Linked DNA regions of Mus musculus: all the other regions are linked to region 3. Evidence: chromatin contacts called from ENCODE Hi-C or POLR2A ChIA-PET data. All regions are on one chromosome and are shown on one strand. The core of a region is the stretch at or near the end of the contact, and the rest is flanking DNA. Distances in the headings are between cores, read along the strand shown. Region 1 overlaps Cyp4f18 (cytochrome P450, family 4, subfamily f, polypeptide 18). Region 2 holds the start of Zfp882 (zinc finger protein 882). Region 3 holds the start of Zfp961 (zinc finger protein 961).

Region 1 (4,277 bases), core at 828-3,327, 38 kb before region 3:
GTGAGTGCAGAGTCTGCAGAGGTCGGAAGAGTGAGTCAGAGCCTATAGAGTTAGTGTACGGGGCAGTTGTGAGCTGCCTGTAGTTTCTGGGAATTGAACTCGGGTCCTCTTAAACACTGAGCCAGCTGTCCTGACCATTTGTTAACTTTTATACCATTGGCATTACATTTTTGTTTCCTCAGGATAAACATTTTAAAGTCGCCTGGCTAACCTTTCTTTGGTACTCTTAATTATCTGATTTAAAAAGCTTTCGATTAATTAATAAGTTAGTCATTAAGAATGACACAATTAAACTATTAGTCAGTAAGCTAACCAACTATTAATTAATAATGAATTTTTTTTTTTCAGACAAGAGTACCATTGTGGCTGGACTGGAACTCATAATCCTCCTGTCTCTGTCTTTCCATTGTTGGGAATTCTGTTTCTGTTTTTGTTTTTAAATTACATTAATTAATTAATTAATTAATTAATTAATTAATGTCTCTCTTGGAGATTGAACTCATTTTCAGACTTACTGACAGCTGATTTTCCTCTCTGAACCATTTGGTCAGCCTGTGTTTTTCCAATTCTCATGTACTTCATCCATCTTAGCACTTAAAACAGGGAGGTTTCACTGGGTCACAGAGGAGTTGAAGTTCTCTCATTTTTGATCTGGTTAACTATTCCCCCCCCCCTCAGGGACGACCTGGCCCAGCTGCCATTCCTCACCATGTGCATTAAGGAGAGCCTACGGCTGCATCCTCCCGTCACTGCAATCTCCCGATGCTGCACTCAGGACATTGTGCTCCCAGATGGTCGGGTCATCCCTAAAGGTGCCCGAAACATCAGGGAGGAGGGAAGGTTCTGGGCAGACAGTGGATCCAGGTTGCAGCAGTTCTTCATTGCTTCATTTCCCCCACAGGTGTCATAAGCCGAATAAGTATTTTCGGGACACATCACAATCCAGCTGTGTGGCCAGACCCGGAGGTGCTGTCCCTCTTAATTCTTTGTTATAGGCTGGGATTCTCAAGAGGACGGTCTTTTTGTTTGTTTGTTGGCTAAGGTCTCATGTAGCTCAGGCTGGCTTCAACTTAACCTGTAGCCAAGGATAACCATAAACTTCTGATCCTCCTGCTTCCACCCCCTCAGTGTTGGGATGAGAGGTGTGCAGAACCACGCCTGGTTTATGTGGTGCCTGGGATGGGATCCAGGGCTTTGTGCCTGCTAGGTAATTGCTCTTTCAACTTAGCTACCTCCCCAGCCCCAGTCATGGGTTTTATGAAGCAGGGTGTCAGGTATCCCAGGCTAGCCTGGAAGTCCTTACACAGGAGTTGACCCAGAACCCTTGATCCTCCTGCCTCCTGCTGCTGACAGGTTTGCAGCCATCAGTTTTATGCTGGTGCTGGGATGGAATCCAGGGTTTACGACTACTCCTCATTGCATCCCAGGAGGTAGATAAATCAACTCTGACCTTCCATGCACACTGAGGACTCTGCTCTTGGCTACGCTGGCAATTGGTTCTCACCCGCCATGATTCCATGTCCCCTGCAGGTCTATGACCCCTTCCGCTTTGATGCCGACAACGTCAAGGGCAGGTCACCCCTGGCTTTTATTCCCTTCTCGGCTGGGCCCAGGTGAGGCTAGGACTGAGGGGCAGGGGCCTCGGGCTGACTGTGAGGACGGGGGAGTTGGGGTTTTTTGGAGGTTAGCGTTTCCTCCCTACCTCCCTGCACAGAATTGTGCAAAGGTTTGGGAACCAGGGAGGGGAAGGTGAAGAGTCCTCTGTGCTCAGAATCCCGCCCTGGCCTTTTCGGCTATTGATCAAGGCTTGGCTCTGAGGATGTCTACGTCCTTGCGTGGTCCCAGAAACCTCAGACTCGGGCCAGGTTCTAGTGCTGTGTTGGTCCTGGGTAGGGTCTTGGGCACAGTCAGAGTTCCCACCCCGCCCTCCTGCAGGAACTGCATAGGACAGACTTTCGCCATGAGCGAGATGAAAGTAGCTCTGGCGCTGACTCTGCTGCGCTTCCGCGTTCTGCCGGATGACAAGGAGCCCCGCAGGAAGCCGGAGCTGATCCTGCGCGCAGAAGGCGGGCTGTGGCTGAAAGTGGAGCCGCTCAGCGCAGGCGCGCAGTGATCTCTGAGCTGGCGTGGGACTCTCCTATCCATCCACCCACCTGTGCCTTTCCAGGAATAAAATTTTCTTGTCACCTTGTCTGAGCCTCACCAAACATCCAGGTTACATGCCTCATGTGAGCCACAGGGAGCCATGAAAGGTGTTTGAGTGGTAGAGGGATTTAAGGGACATGAAAATTAATATTGTCATTCAGGAGGCAAGGTACACCTGTGAGCGATAATCTGGATAAATCAACTGAAGTGGAATGATCAGTCCTAATCCTTACTGTAGGTGGCGCCATTACTAGGTTTGGGTTCTGGGTTGAATTAAAAAAAAAAAAAAAAAAAAAAAAGACAAGAAAGCGTGGCTCAGATTAGAGGTGGCTCTTCCCACCTCAAATGTTCTAATCAAGAAAATTGCCTTAGAGATGTGCCAAACAGCTTGGGTTTTAGTTAATTACAGATGTAGTCAAATGAAAACCAAGAATGGCCACCATAGCTAGACTACTAACCCTTCCCAAACATTTCCACCAAATGTGAGAGCAAGGACATGAGCTTAGGGGTCATCCTCATTCAAATCGCCACAGTCCCTTACCTTTTGAGGATGTAGCATTACAGCAACTGGGCATGCGAATTAGTCAGGATTCTCTAAAGCCACAAAACAATGGGATGTCTCTATATATTAAGAGGATTTATTGGAATGACTTACAGTCTGTAGTCCTGAGAGGCCAAATCTTTTAAGTTTAGACTCCATTTTAGAGAACCTGACCTAAGTTTCAACTCAGGTCAACTGACAGGCTGGTACCTAGCATTAGTTTCCAAGCTGCCACCAACAAAACCCGAGCCTAGCTCCAGTCTCTAGGCTGATCCCCACAAGACCAGCGTCTCCAGGTTATTCTCCCAACAAACCTACAACCCCAGGTTACAAGCCCACTCCCTGCTCAATGATCACCAATGCAGAGGGAAGCAGAAATTAGGTTTATAATATAGTTCCCAACACCAGCCAATTGTGTTAAAGGCTACAGCAGCTTTCCAATTAGATGCTTGCACACTCCACCCCCTTGCTGCTTACTATTAAGCCTTGCCCCGATAGATATTCAAGGCTCCTCCACCACCAAAACCTTCCTGAGTGACAATGGTGCATTGGAGGGGCCTGAGCTAGCTCGAATAGAATAAAGACCCTGCTGTGATCGGCTTATGTCTGTGTTTTGGGAGTTCAACCCTTCCCTGGCACAACAGTCCAACTAACCTAACAATGGGCAGCTGTGAATGGGAAGTCTAGTTGTTGCTCAGTCCCACAAGGCTAGGTGTTTCAGCTGGTCTTCTCTATAAGCTGGAGTCATGAAGTACACTCCAACAGATGTGCTGGCAAGTAAGTGCAGGCAGGCAAAGAAGGAACGCAGGCATAAATATTTGCAACCTATTTTTAATAAGGGTTTAACCTCTCCTTTAGCCCACCACCCAGCATAGGGAGTGAAAGAGAAAAGTTACTAGAATATGGGGAAGTGGACCTGTTCAGCAATAGTTCTTTGGGGGCAAGCTTAATCTTCTTGGGCAGCAGTTCAGTCCAGTAGCAAACACCAAATATGACCCAGCAGCAGCTGCAGACCAGTCCTCTCGGCAGGCAGACACCAGGCACAAACCACCAGCTACAGTCCAGCCCTTTCAGCAAGCAGACACCAGGCAGCTGTAGTTTAATCCTAAAGAAATCGCCAGGCTTGCCAACTGGCTTAAGGTAAGGCCACAGAAGCACCAAGCTGCCACAGGAACCTCAGGAGCGGTTCTTTGGTGAGTTTCTCTCAATGGCAGTGTCACCACAAGCTGAGCTCAACAATGCTATGTAAAGTGAACATGTGTGTCTTTGGCAAAGAACAGTGAGGCAGAGCAAACCGAATCAAAGCTCAGTGCTCATCTCGCACTGTCTGTGGGGTCATAATTATACTCCGTCATCAAGTGTCCTTTCATGTGACTGCTATAGCCAAACATCCTTTCACCTGTGTGCCCCAGCAAAACATCATTTGGCATAACTGACTTTCTAAAGAACTAGAAGTTTCCACTTCAAAGGAAGCCTCACTTTTCCCCATTGTTCTTATGCAGACTTCCAGCAGAAGGTGAGGCCCAGATTAAAGGAGTGTACCACCATACCTGGACCTAAATTGTTCTTTACTTGGAATTTGCCCTGTCCC
Region 2 (4,272 bases), core at 733-3,232, 42 kb after region 3:
TACATAAAGAGGAAAACCCAAACCTGTTACTGTAGTGTACACCAGGAGTCCCAGTATGTGGGAGGCTAAGAAAGCAGGGTTAAGAGTTCCAGGTCAGCCAGGCGTACACAGTTATACTGTCTGTGTAAAAAGTAACAAACAAACAAACAAACAAACAAACAAACAAACAAAAAAGGTATAAACCGGGTGTGGTGGCGCACACTTTTAATCCCAGCATTCAGGAGGCAGAGGCAGGCAGATTTCTGAGTTCGAGGCCAGCCTGGTCTACAAAGTGAGTTCTAGGACAGCCAGGGCTATAGAGAGAAACCCTGTCTCGAAAAAACCAACCAACCAACCAACCAACCAACCAAACAAACAAAAGTAACACATATCTGAGAAAACTAAGGAGAGTCCAAAAGATTACACCAAAAAGGCTTATATTATAAAGTATTTAGCAAGGGTACAAAATCAACACACAATGCCAGTATATTTTCTCTCAGCAAGTAATGAACTATCTCAGAGATACACTGTTAGAAAGTCATAATGCCTATACACATAAACTAAAATGCCCAAATTAAATGATGATGAGAAAATGTTCTACAAAGGCAGCTTTAGGTCACTGAAGAAAAAAATAAAGAGAAAGAAAGAGAGGATTTGGAGTTGGGTGGGCAGAGAGGTGGAGAGATTGGGGAGGAGTTGGGGAGAGGAAAAGTGTAATCAGAATATATTGTGTGAATTTTTTTTCAATTAAAAAAAATAAAGAAATTAAACACGACACTAGAAAAGACTACCATGATCATGGATTAGGAGAATCAATATTGCTAAAATAATTCAAAGTTGTAATTCAGATTCAATGAAATTTCCATTAAATAATCACATTTTACACACAACTAGCAACAGTTCTTAAAATTGCTATGACAGTGCAACAGACCCGGGGGGAGCCCAAGATATCCTCAGCAAAAAAAGAGCACACTGTGCAGATCTGTAATGAAAATAAACAGAACAGAACAGAACAGAACAGAACAGAACAGAACGAAGCAAAACCCGACAGAGTAGTGTCATAAATATTGATGTACAGTCCATTGGAAAAGAGAAAATAAAAATAAGCCCATACGTTCAGCCAACTGATTCTCAACAAAGGTGCCAAAAATATATACCAGAGAAAGCACCAATAAAATAATGGTGTTAATGCTGGATTTCTACATGATGTTTGAAACTAGACTCTGATCCTAGAGAAAAACCAATTCACAAATTGTTCACTTGTTGCCTGAAAATGACTGGCTGCTCAGAAAAGACAAAACACTATTAAGCACGATCAAACCCGTACCTTAATACTGTTGACATATCCCTCCAAGCAAAGCCCTTCTCTTCTAGCCACCGCTTGACACGTTTCACACTTTTTATCTCGGGCCTTCTCCCTATTTCTAACAGTCCTTTCAAATAAAGTCATGTCTCAGCATTAAAGAAGTTGAATCCCTACAAACCGCCCAACTGCATCACAGATGGCCACACTCCTTGCACCCCCATGTTGCTCACGGGGACCTGTGGATCGCCCGGTCCAGTGAGTTTGGCAATGTGGGGACGGGCCTGGGAACCGAGGGATTTCAATTGTCAATCAAGCAGCAACAACAAAAGCATTTGGATGGAGAAGACATTCAAGGATTCCAGAATCCGCTTCCCATGGACCGGAAAGACTGGGAAATCAGGTTCTACTAGGCAAAACAAAGCAGCGGCACATCGCCCCCGCGCGGCTCCCGTACCGCCAACACAGCTGGCCGCGCAGTCCAGGAGTCGCGCGCGCAGCTGCAGTCTTTGCCGTGGTTCCCGTACCGAGGGACTCGCCTGCATTCCCCGCATCCCCGATGCTCACCATAGCTGAGCTCCGGACCTCAAGCAGCCTCACGCGGCTCCAGGGTGGAGCGGCCTGAGGTCCAGCGACCCCAAACTCCCTCAGCGGACTGGACTGAGAGAGCAGTGACAATGGCGTTGCCAGGAAGAAAGATGGCGGGTGAAGAACTTCCGCTCTGTTCTCCGGGCCTCCAGCGACCTGACTCTGATACTGGGTTTGACGGTCATGAGAAACCTGAAGCTGAACAGTTTGGCACTCAACTGAGAACAGAGTCGCAACTATGGTAGCACCAGAAAGAAAGATGGCGGTGATGCTCTTCCGCTTTGCCTGACCCCAGTCTTGATTGGATCACTTATCTCATAACTGTTTTGGGGAGGGTCAATGTTACACTGCAGGGTAGAACAATACAGCACTCCCTGAGCTGACCGTACAGTTTAGCGACTTTGGCACCAGAAAGAAAAATGGAGTTAAGGAACTTCCCACTGGTGCTCTTGACCCATACACAGAGCCCCTTGTGATGTTGTATGTTGTCAAAAGACCCTTACAAAGACCACAGAGACCGCCATCGTTGCAAAACGCATGAGGATTTTACTTGTCCAACATGTTGGGGAACACCCTCTCAGCACCAGGCCAGAGGAGAGATCCAGAACAAAGGAACACACTTTTTATTACCTTTGTAAGGGCCGGATCTAGGCACCAGGGTAGTTTGGCTTATTTTAATTGGTGTAGCCAATAACCTTTTTGGACATTGGTTGATTTGTATAGGGTGACTCTCATTTTGTCTGTCCTTGTGGTTTTTAGTGTAAGGCAGGGCAGGGGCATTGTTAATCTTGTTCTGGCAGCTGTAAGCTTAGTCATTTTGACCGTTAAAACTATGTTTCTATATTTGTTTAGCCAGCCAGCTTCTTTATCTGGCTCTGTACTTGGCCTGGTAGTACAGTTTGGAAAGTCCTTTTGAAGGGGGAAGGTACTAGGTAGTCTTGAATTTATTTTGGATATTACAGTGACACGATAAAGAATCCTTACCTAACTGGAACGAAAACAAGCACTCCAGAGTTAGCCATTTCCAGAACTGTCTAGTTTAAAATAAAAATGAGTGAATGAATGAATGAATGAATGAATAAATAGTGCAGAATTCTGTCAGACCTTCAAAGAGGAGCTAATACCAATTCTCTTCCACAAAATAGAAACAGAAGGAACACTACCTACTTCATTCTATGAAGCCACAGTTATGTTGATACCAAAACCACACAATGACTCAACAAGAAAGAGAACTTTAGACCAATTTCCCTTATGAATATTGATGTAAAAATACTCAATAAAATTCTTGCAAACTGAGTCCAAGAACACATCAAAACAATAACTCACCATGATCAAGTAGGCTTCATCCCAGGGATGCAGGGATGGTTCAACATGTGAAAATCCATCAATGTAATCCACTATATAAACAAAACTCAAAGAAAAAAAAAACACATGATGATCTCATTAGATGCTGAAAAAGCACTCAAGAAAATACAACACCTGTTCATGTTAAAAGTCTTGGAAAGATCAGGAATTCAAGGCCCATACCTAAACATAGTAAAAGCAGTATATAGCAAACCAATAGCCGACATCAAACTAAATGGAGAGAAACTTGAAGCAATCCCAGTAAAATCAGGAACTAGACAAGACTGTCCACTCTCTCCTTATCTATTCAATATAGTACTAGAAGTTCTAGCCAGAGCAACAAAAGGAGGTTAAAGAGATACAAATTTGAAAGCAAGAAGTCAGAATATCACTATTTGCAGAAGATAGTATACTTAAGTATGATAGTATACTTAAGTGACCCCAAAAATTCCACCAGATAATTCTTCAGCTGATAAACAACTTCAGCAAAGTTAGTTGCTGGATATAAAATTATCTCAAATCAGTAAACCTTCCTCTACTCAAAGGATAAACAGGCTAAAAAAGACATTAGGAAAATGACACCCTTCACAATAGTCACAAATAATATAAAATATCTTGGTGTGATTCTAACCATTCAATGGAAAGATCTGTATGACAAGAACTTCAAGTCTCCGAAGAAAGAAATCGAAGAACATCTCAGAAGATGGAAAGACCTCCCATGCTCATGGATTGGCAGGATTAACATAGTAAAAATGGCTATCTCACCAATAGCAATCAACAGATTCAATGCAATGCCTCATCAAAATTCCAACTCAATTCTTCACAGAGATAGAGCAATTCTCAAATTCACTTGGAACAACAACAACAACAACAACAACAACAAAAAACACAGGATAGAAAAAAAAAAACTATTCCAAACAATAGGAGAACATCTGAGAGAAATCACCATCCCTGACCTTAAGCTCTACTACAGAGCAATTGTAATAAAAACCTCATAATATTGCTACAGAGCTAGGCAAGAAGATCAATGGAATAGAGTTGAAGACCCAGAAATGAAC
Region 3 (4,182 bases), core at 1,099-3,598:
AAGGAAGAAACCACAACTCAAGGAGATGCGGAGGGCGTTGTTGGAAAATACCAAAAATACTAGTTAAGAGTCACAAGGGAGTACAAAGTTACAAGTCACGAGGAATACCTGGTAATTGTGCGAGTTATTTCTCAAGACAGTTTCTAAGAGCCCCTAACAATAGCACATTTGCATAGCCGGTTCCAGCAGGTCAGGGTGGGTCAGGATGACTTTCTTTGAATGAACACTCCTTGAACCCAGGAAGCGGGTGGATGGAGGAATGTCGTTATCTGTTTTATGATTAGCATACCTTGGAGCATTGAGTCACAGAGGTCGCATTCTCAAGCCTGGGCCTAAAGGTCTAGAATTTTGCTTTTGAGTTATACTTTTTCAGTTCTAGGGCCACATAGTGAGACCATCTTAAGGGGCTGGAGAGATGACTCAGTGGTTAAGAGCGCACGTTACTTTTCTAGAGGTCCTCGGTTCAGTTCCCATGTCCCCACATGGGTCCACTCAAAAGATTATGGAGAGTTTAAATTATTGAGGGCTGTTTTTTGGCCCCTTGAAATTATTAAAAAATCCTACAATTCTTAGTCAACCACTAGCTTACATCAAACCCAGAATATCTGAGAATGTTACATACAGCATCAGAAAACTCCAGGACTGAGTTCACACTTGCTTTAAACCTGAGGCCCACTGACACCTTTGATAAACACTTCCTGACTCTTGTTCCTTTTTTTTTTTTTTTTAAAGTATTTTCAAGGTGGGGTTTCTCTGTGTAACCCTAGCTGTTCTGGAACTCACTCTGTAGACTAGGCTGGCCTCACAATCAGTATCTGTCTGCTTCTGCCTCTTTAGTGCTGGGATTAAAGGCCTCCACCACCACTCATGTGTCCACAGCGAGACATAGAGGGTTGTTTGGGGGTTCCAGTCATGGCCACTCAATAAACTATGCCTGTCTTCCTTGTTGAGCTGTGTTTTTTCTGCTAATATGCTCTGTATTATTTATTCTTCGATTGCTCTCAAAGTGTCACTTCTGTTGTGGGACTGGGTCCTTGTTTCTGTCCACAAGCAAGACAGCTGTTACAGGGTCCAGACACAAGTTATGAAGTAGTACTGGTCAGTTGGGGGTTACAGTGGGCCTCTTACCCCCACCTCTTCTGTTTGTGGTGTACCAGGAAAAGGAGAAACCTACAGTAACTGAAGGTAAATTTTTCCAAGAAGATGTGATTTTTTTTTGTTGTTGTTGGGGGACAAAAGCTCATATATATGTTGCTTTTCTCGAATCCTAGAAACACATGGTCCCACCAGGTTTGTGCCCTTCCCCCAGCCTTGAGCAGGCTAAAGCAGACCTTGTTTGCCACTGCTGGCTAGCCCAACTGGGGTAGGGTCTTCTGACCTAGGTGAAGCTGCAGCTGCAGCTTCCTGCAAGAAGCCACTACCAGCTGAGCCTGTTTTCCTGATGAGATCCTGGCAAAGTGGGGGATGGGTTTCCTCCCTTTAAAAACCAGACTCAAGAATTAAACACTGGGCCTTGCTCAGAAACTCTGTCTTTGTTTCATTCCTCTCTCGTCTGTCCTTCGCATCCAGCCCCAGCTTTCTTTTCAGGAACCCAGTTCTCCGCGGCTGCTGGTGGCTATACAGGGTTGGGAATATTCACATAGGAAATGCAATTTTATAAAAAGTAGTAAAGGAAAAAGAAAGAAGGGGCTAGTGGGATGGTTCAGCTGAAAAGGCGCTTGCTGCCAAGCCTTAGACTGGCGTTCTCCAGGTTCCACAAGGTGGAAGGAGAGACCAGACTCAGATTACTGCCCCATGGGCACCTCGATAAATAAGTGTAAATTTAAAACATCAAAAAGAACACAAGCCGGGCGTGGTGGCGCACGCCTTTAATCCCAGCACTTGGGAGGCAGAGGCAGGCGGATTTCTGAGTTCGAGGCCAGCCTGGTCTACAAAGTGAGTTCCAGGACAGCCAGGGCTACACAGAGAAACCCTGTCTCGAAAAAACAAAACAAACAAACAAAAAAAAAAAACACCCCACAAAACCAGCCCAAAGAGCAAATTAACTCCGTGGGGACCCTACATAGTCCTTTCCATTTTACCCCTGAACACAAGCATACATGATCCCCTTTTACATTGCGGTTCGGCTGCGGGCTCTGGAAAAGGGCACCAGAGTCGGTTTGCAAACTCTCGGCAAGTCCCGAGCTTCCGACTGCGCAGAGCCCGCCACTCCTCTGCCCTCCGCTCCCACCCGCGTCTCTGAGATGCACTCACCATGGTGCACTCTCGTCTTGCCTGAGCTGCGCTGTGGCGGGTGTCACTGCCGCGTACCTTGCGCATTGCTAAGCCGCCAAGGACAGCGCCGAAAATGGCGGCGCCCGGCCTCCGAGAGGCTTCCCGCTGCTGATTGGACGGCTCTGCTATGAGCGATTCCGATTGGCTTTAGAGTCCCTGATAGACAGGACCAGCGACCTATCGCCTTCAACATAGTCCGGAAACTGATGTTCAGGTCTGGGGTTCGCAGAGGCACCCCACAGCAGGCTCAGGTCTGACTGGGCTTGTGCGCCTGGCTGAAGGTGAACGAGTGAGTTAGAGTTGCGGGCTAATCCTAGACTGTTTAGTGAGAGGTTAACCTGGGCTGCAGGAGACCTTGTTTCCAAAAAGGACACAAGAAAAGCCAGATTTATTCGCGGAAAATTGGGTGTGATGACACACACAACCTGCCATCCCAGCACTGGGGAGATGGAGGGAAGAGGATTTGGAGTTCAAGGCCGGCTACTATAAAAGTTGTTGTGGGGCTAGCCAATGTAAAGCTTTCTTAATCTAAGGCCAGATGAAAGGACAAGGCCAGGGTCAGACTTGACAAGGTCCGGGTTGTGTCCAGAGAAGCGAGTAAGTCCCTCACCCCCAACCCCTTCTGTAACCCCACCCCACCCCCACAACCCAGGGCTGTGGATATCATTTCTAAGGCCACTATGTGCTTGGTCTGTGATGTATTTCAGATATCCTGTGTTCCTTTTGTGTAGCATTACTGATAAGGTTCCCTGTTCAATTGGGACTGGTAGAGGTGACTTGGAAATAATTAGAAAGTAGATAGGCAACTACAGAAGCAGAATTGCTCTTTAATCAGAATGTTGTGGGATATTAGCCAGAGAAGATTGCTTGGACATGGTTTAAGCCAATAGAATGTCTTTATTAACTGGTTGGCAACTACACTGGATGTTAAGGATCCTATTGTAGTACTGAGGGCCTTTCTCAGGGTGAGCTCTTAAACACAAAAACCATATTCCAGGTCAACATGCTTCAGTTAGCAAGATCAGTGAGCCAGAAGCAAAACTATAGAAGCCAAAAAACCAAGGTTTGTACATTTAGAGACTTTCCCAGAACTATAGGCTTTGATTGGCAGGTGGTGCTGTCTATGTGCTGAGTTTTACAGACCAAATGTCAACTCCATCATGGAGTCAGTGGTCTCCATGCTCCTAAGGTCTGGGGCTTGTTCTAAGAACATCTGAAGGGCAGCAGTCTCCCTGAGGAGTAGAGACTGCAGAGATACCACCAGGCACAGTCTTTAAAGCTATGCTTGGCCCTTTCCCCCAACCCTGTCCTGCAGATGAGACCTCCTTCCTGAGCTTCACCCCTGGCTTTAGTTTCAGGTACTGAGTCTCCTCAGGCGATCAAGTGTGATAATGACCTACTTATCGGTTGGTCTTCTCTTGGTCCTCTCTGAGTCTTGGGGGTGCCCTTGACAGATGTAACTGTGATCTCTCGCTCATCTATGGGAATGGTGTCATTCATACCCTCTCATTTCCCCTTGGGATACCTTTTAGAAAAATCTCTACTGAGGCTGTCTTTGCTAATTTGTAGGTTCTTCTTTCTTCCACTCCTTTATATACACTTTTTTCACCCTATCAACCCCCTAACACTAGGTAGAGAGAGAAAAGGATATCAGGGAAAGGGGGCAACATCACTAGGCTACTTCCTGCTAATTATGGGCATTGAGTTCCTTGGGGACAAGTTTGCCCTCAGGATAGCTAATTTCTTCCTCATCTTGTTTCTTCTTTGTGCATGACTACTTAACAAACCATTGCTAAAACTCCTGAAAAGACTCTTTTCCAAGAAAGGGCAAATGAAAGTAGTGTTCCCAGGAAGGAGACAGTCACTATTATGACTTCACAGGGTCTAGTTTATGTTATAGGAAACAGG

The links. Hi-C counts contacts between places; a loop is a spot of excess contacts on that map. ChIA-PET counts read pairs that join two places held with the same protein, here RNA polymerase II (POLR2A).
Region 1: POLR2A ChIA-PET joins it to region 3 with 58 read pairs in embryonic stem cell. The contact joins the enhancer-like site here to the promoter of Zfp961 in region 3. POLR2A ChIA-PET finds 5 or more read pairs at or near these places in 4 of 5 experiments (Patski and embryonic stem cell).
Region 2: a loop to region 3 is called in a map of left cerebral cortex, with 3 times the contacts of the local background. The contact joins the promoter of Zfp882 here to the promoter of Zfp961 in region 3. A Hi-C loop is called at or near these places in 4 of 37 maps with a recorded cell type or tissue (gastrocnemius, heart and left cerebral cortex). POLR2A ChIA-PET finds 5 or more read pairs at or near these places in 3 of 5 experiments (all embryonic stem cell).

What each region holds. Positions count from the first base shown.
Region 1 is chr8:71,986,396-71,990,672 of GRCm38, reverse strand. Cyp4f18 (cytochrome P450, family 4, subfamily f, polypeptide 18) reads left to right here. Exons shown (of 13, transcript NM_024444.2): 10 at 679-812; 11 at 902-966; 12 at 1,531-1,613; 13 at 1,936-2,191. The coding sequence ends at 2,113. Among named protein-coding and RNA genes, the nearest start is that of Gm51535, 16 kb to the left of the region's middle. Within about 2 kb of position 2,077, at least 1 of the 3 ENCODE cell types and tissues checked has a DNase peak (open chromatin) inside an H3K27ac peak, as active enhancers do.
Region 2 is chr8:71,906,316-71,910,587 of GRCm38, reverse strand. It overlaps Zfp882 (zinc finger protein 882), which reads right to left and starts at 1,982. Exons shown (of 3, transcript NM_001166645.1): 1 at 1,850-1,982. The coding sequence starts at 1,852.
Region 3 is chr8:71,949,232-71,953,413 of GRCm38, reverse strand. Zfp961 (zinc finger protein 961) reads right to left here and starts at 2,348. Exons shown (of 4, transcript NM_001164581.1): 1 at 2,254-2,348. The coding sequence starts at 2,319.